2 separate regions of the Homo sapiens genome follow, and region 1 is linked to region 2. The links are chromatin loops, found by intact Hi-C in ENCODE. Cell type or tissue: HCT116. All regions are shown on one strand. Each heading gives the region's core, and the rest is flanking DNA. Links, peaks and the distances in the headings are about the cores only.

The links. Peaks named below come from ENCODE experiments on the same cell type or tissue, not always from the same donor. Only the 100,000 strongest peaks of a DNase experiment are listed, where the experiment ranks them.
Region 1: it touches region 2 in a loop (9-fold over the local background); 8 of 110 quality-filtered maps call a loop at or near these places.

The regions. Positions count from the first base shown.
Region 1 is chr10:26,549,716-26,552,633 of GRCh38, reverse strand. The region is part of intron 11 of APBB1IP (amyloid beta precursor protein binding family B member 1 interacting protein); the gene reads right to left. Among named protein-coding and RNA genes, the nearest start is that of LINC03028, 28 kb to the left of the region's middle. RefSeq lists an enhancer at 1,178-1,567. In HCT116, for the core only: a CTCF peak has its summit at 1,698; a DNase peak (open chromatin) is centred at 1,693.
Region 2 is chr10:26,880,883-26,883,800 of GRCh38, reverse strand. No RefSeq gene overlaps it. Among named protein-coding and RNA genes, the nearest start is that of ABI1, 21 kb to the right of the region's middle. In HCT116, for the core only: a CTCF peak has its summit at 1,604; a DNase peak (open chromatin) is centred at 1,630; H3K4me3 peaks cover 935 bases.

The sequences.
Region 1 (2,918 bases), core at 181-2,680, 330 kb after region 2:
TTTCCTTCTTTCTTTCTTTCATTCCTTTCTTTTTTAGAGGTAGGTCTTGCTCTGTTGCCCAGGCCACAGTGCAACAGTGTGACTGTGGCTCACGGCACCCTGAAACTCCTGGCCTCAAGCAATCCTTCTGCCTCAGCCTCCTGAGTAGCTGGGACTACAGGTGTGCACCACCACACCAGGCTGATTTTTAAATATTTTGTAGAGACGGGGGTCTCCCTATGTTGCCCAGGCTGGTCTCGAACTCCTAAGGTCAAGTGATCCTCCTGCCTTGACCTCCGAAAATGCTGGGATTACACACATGGGCCACAGTGCCCAGCTAATTAAGCATTTCTTTAGAGACAGAGTCTCACTCTGTTGCCCCGGCTGGAGTGCAGTAGTGTGATCATAACTCACTGCAACCTTGAATGTGGGCTCAAGGGATCCTCCTGCCTCAGACTTCTGAGTAGTGGGAACTATAGGTGCATGCTACCACACCCTGCTGATTTAAAAAGTTTTTCTGTAGAGATGGGGTCTTGATATGTTGCTCAGGCTGGTCTCGAGCTCCTGGGCTCAAGCGATCCTTCTGCCTTGGCCTCCCAAAGTGCTGGGATTACAGGCATGAGCCACTGTGCCTGCCCTGAACCATGTTTTGAAGGACACAATGGTACAAGGGGCTTTGATCTGTATTCCATCCATCCATCCATCCATCCATCCATCCATCCATCCACCCACCCATCTGTCCATCCACCCATCCATTAATCTATCCATTCATCTGATATGTATTGAGCATTTACAATGTGTCAAATATCACTCCAAGCTCTGGAACACAATAGTGAACACAATAGAAAAAGTCCTTGCTCTCATGACATTTATATTCTACTATGGGAGAAAGCCAATAAAAATACAAAACACTAAAGTAATATAATTTTTCATTGTGAAAAATACTGTAAAGAAAAATATAGCTGAGTAAGGGGTAGGAAGCAGGTGAGCGACGGGGCGGAATTCCAGCGCTCCTTCCATGACATTCCACTACTTCCTAACGGGCCTCCATAGAAACATAACTTCTCCTGGAAGATATTTACTTCTGCCCCATTGCATCTAGCCCCAGAATGGAATGAGAAAGAATGCATGAAGGAACGGCTTCTATCCACGCACAAAAGTGCCTTTATGAGGGCTAAGGAAACTGACCGTGAGTGAGACTGGGAAGCCCCGCTGGACTGCAAAAATGAGTGAAACCGCAGTTGGACGGTAAGGGGATGGTTTCCCCTGACTATGTTGCCCCTCCCCTGAGCCACTGCGGTACCCACACATGGAAAGTCCCCCCGGACTCACACTCAGGTTTCTTACCACACTGGGTCCTTCTGTGGGAGGCTTGCTTCTGCATGGGCCTATGGAGAGCACTGTGAGTACCAAGTACCAACGGGGCTGAAACACGTGAGGCCAGCAAGGGACAAAGAGAGGGAGTGGGGCTAGCAGCAGCCAGGTGGACAAATTTGGCAGTGGCTCACCTTCCCTGCCAGATGTGATGATACACCAGATGGGCTGTTTATGCTGTGCTGTGGGAGGCATGGTCCACAGAACCTCTGGACCTGAGAGCCTGACCGGCTTTCCCACACCATCCAGTGGGCCCTCTGTGGGTCTCCCAGGGCCCATGCAGTTTGAACAGTGTATCCTCGGCAGAGTTAGTGTAGGATTCGGGTCTAACCTGGACTTAGGAGGCCCTCTAGTGCTGAAATGACATACAAAAGTCAATCTGCTCACAATTTCTGCATACGCCCACTAAAAAAGAACGGTCATAAACAAATCCAGACAGGGAAGACTGAAATAAATACCTAACTCAACAATGCAAAGACAGAGCCCAATGTCTACAAGGAGTAAGAATAGCCTAGAAAACATGGTCTCACTAAATGGACAAAAAGAGGTGCCAGCTATCTGGCAGACAAAGAATTCAAAAATAGCTGTTATAACAAAACTCAGCAAACTTCAAGAAAACACAGAGAAGCAATTCAGAAATTTATCAGAAGCATTCATCAGATAAATAGAAATAATTAAAAAAACAAACAAATCCTAGAGCTGAAAAGTATAACAAACAAAATGAAAAATGAAACAGAGGACATCAACTGCAGAATTGATCAAGCAGAATAATCAGTCAGCTTGAAGGCAGGCTATTTGAAAATACATAGTCAAAGGAGAAAAAAGGAAAAAAATGAAAAGGAATAAAGAAAAAATTACATGACCCATGGGACATCATCAAAAGAGCAAATCTACATGTAACTAACTTTAAAGAGAGAGTAAAGAATGAAAAGGGATAGAAAGCTTATTCAAATAAATAATAATAGAAAAGCTTCCAAATCAGAAGAAAGATACAAATATCCAGGCACAGGAAGGTCAAAGGTCACCAATCAGATTCAACCTAAATAAGAATACTCCAATATATATCATAATCAAATTCTCAAAGGTCAAAGACAAAGCGATGCACCTGAAAGCAGCAAGAAAAAAAAAGCAAATAACACATAAGGGAATTCTAATATGCCTGGCAGCAGACTTAGCAGAAACCTTGCAGGCCAAGAAAGAGTGGGACAATATATTCAGAGTGATGAAAGATTAAAAAAAAGATTAAAAAAAAAACCAAGAATACTGTACCCAGAAAAGCTATTCTTCAGAAATGAAGGAGATAAAGACTTTTTCAGCCAAAGAAAGCTCTCAAATAAACAATCTAATGATGCATCTCAAGGAACTAGAAAAAATAAGAACAAACTAAACCCCAAATTAGTAGGAGAAAAGAAATAATAAAGATCAGAGCACAAATAAATGAAATAGAGATTAATTTCATTCATTTGAAAAAGAAATATTAAGGCTAAAAGAGGCTAAAACACAAATATTAATAAAACAAAGAGTAAGTTTTTTGAAAAAATAAAATTGAGAAACCTTTAGCTAGT
Region 2 (2,918 bases), core at 301-2,800:
AACTTTGTTAAAAGTATATGTTCTTTGCAGTAGTAGTTAGTAGTATTCTTTTGTGAGATGGCTTTTTTTTTTTTTGAGACAGGGTCTTACTGTGTTACCCAGGCTGAAGTGCAGTGGTACGATCACAGCTCATTGCAGCCTCGAACTCCTGGGCTCAAGCAATCCTCCCAAGTAGCTGAGACTACAAGGACACACCACCCTATCTGGCTATTTATTCATTTTTTGTAGAGACATGGTCTTACCTGTTGCCCAGGCTGGTCTGGAACTCCTAGCCTAAAACAACCCTCCTGCCTCGGGTTCCCAAAGTGCTGGGATTACAAGACTGAGCCATGGTGTCCTGCTAACATTTTTTTTTTTTTCAAGCAATCACCATTTGGATTCTTAGTTCTCTTAACTTTCAGGTTTTTAACAGTTCAATACACCTTCCAAATGTTCCTTGGAATATTTTTTCTGGTTTAACTATTGGTTTAGGTGATGTCTATGGCCTGTTTTAACGCTAAGACTCTCTGATCTGTATCCATTTGGTTAGAGCACGTATGAGTAAATCCAAGGTTATTCAATGACTTCACTCCAACACCTTTTCTGTGATCTCTAGTTCTACAGTTGCCTAATGATTTTGGGATAAAAAGTGCTTTTGAGACACATACTTTAGAGTCCCTGCTCTGCTAATGCAGAGCCAGTCTTAATTAATAGTTAAAATGACATTGTTTTGCCTTATTCGATGAGATTAACTGAGCAAACATTTATTGAGCAGCAATTATGGACAAGACATTAAGAAACACAAAAAATGATAACCGTCTTGACATTAGGAAGCTTAAGGGAAATACGACATATTAATAAATTACTACAAATTAAGGCATAATATAATAAAATAAGAAGAGAACAAACTATTTTAACAAACGTGTTCTACCACCCGCAATTCCCAATGTGCAGCTTCACTCAGGGGACGTTAAGTTTCTAGGCCAGCAGCTAAGGATGCATTCAGTTTATATTCAGCCTCTCAAAATGCAGTTCTGTAATCACAATACAAAAACAACCAACAACACTTGCCCAAACTTCATTACGTTTCAGGTAATACTAAAAGTCATACAATGCTTATAACATAAAACTTTGTCGTAGAAAGTAAATTCGGCTGGGCGCGGTGGCTCACGCCTGTAATCCCAGCACTTTGGGAGGCCGAGGCGGGCGGATCACGAGGTCAAAAGACTGAGACCATCCTGGACAACATGGTGAAACCCCGTCTCTACTAAAAATACAAAAATTAGCTGGGCGTGGTCGCAGGCGCCTGTAGTCCCAGCTACTCGGGAGGCTGAGGTAGGAGAATGGCGTGAACCCGGGAGGCAGAGGTTGCAGTGAGCCGAGATCGCGCCACTGCACTCCAGCCTGGGAGACAGAGCGAGACTCTGTCTCAAAAAAAAAAAAAAAAAAAAAAAAGTATATTCAATAAACCTTGCGTGTAAAGCAGTAAGAGCTCTTTGCCTACAAAATATAAAAAGTAATTACAATTACTCTTCAATAAATCTGGGTTGCATCGCTATCACTCGCTGACTTGCTCAATTGATCCTCTCAGTCAACTTTTGTCTCTTCCTTACCACTAAGCGGCAGTAAAGACTAAATAATGACGCAGCTCTACTCAAGCGTTCCCTATCCAAGTGAAGTTTTCCCATTATTTCTACTTCTAAAAAAATGAATGTAAGATGGGATTTTAAACTTCCACATTAAAAAAAGAAGAGTGGAGGGAAAAGTATGGAGGGGAGAAATAAAGACACGTGAATAAAACATTTGCTTTACCATTTATCTTTTAAAATGACATGGAATGTCAATTTCAAGATCACTTAATCTTTAAAAAAAAAAAACCCGCAATCTGAACACAGTCCTTACAAACGTGCCAATCGCTGGTTCACTGTGGTAGGTCTCCCATGCTGCCTATGTTGTCACTGAATTACACTTGACCCTTGCATGGGATTACCCTCCACCCTGTGGGTCTTCACTAACTAGAACCCCATCTACTGCATGCTGTGCTCACCACTTTCCTTGCCATCTATTAGCCCCTTCTTCAGTATTTGATCTTCAGGTCACCTCTTCCCTTCCTAGCTCTTTCTAGCACTCTGATTTTCTCTGTCCCTATAGCCTACCCTATTCCAGATCAGCTCTCAGAGACGAAAATGGGGACTTCAGGATGGAGAAATCAAAGGAAGCTGTTATTATAACCCTTCCTATCTTATTTTCCTATAAATTCTCTCTTTCTGTCTTAGTCTCTTTCTCTCTCTCTCTAAGAAATAGAGAGAAATTTACAGAGTAAGAGATATTAGGAAGACAAATTTCTTGGCAGGGTCAGGAAAAGTTTGAAGAGTTGCTGATATTAAAACAAATTTGAATTAAACCTTTTTAGACTTCATAGGTAGCTCCTCTCAAAAAGGTTAAGTTAAAGAATTTTGTTAAGGGCAGATTACAGAATATATGTAAAATATTTGATACTTTTTTGTTATTATTACAATACTAGTCATGTCTATAATATTTTAAAAGTAAAGAATTATATAGTTTATATTTCTTTCTAATCTAGAAACAGATTCTTATTTTAGCTTGGATATTTGTTAACCATTTCACAATCATTGAGATAAAATTAACTTATATTTTATGGAAATTATATTCCCTTATGAAATACCATAGAATTGTTATTATAAATCTTAAGTAAGAGGTTATGTGTTTCATATAGCATTCCAAAAATAAAACCAACAGTATGCTTTGCTTTGCATTATGAATCTATAAGTTATAAAACTTTTAGTATTGCAAATATTGTTACAATAAACAGTTAGACTGAAAATGTGTGCAATTTCACCTAAAAATAGAAAATAAAAGCTTCGTCTTCAGAAGCTATCAAGGAAAATTATAATAAAAGCTATATTTTCCACAATTCA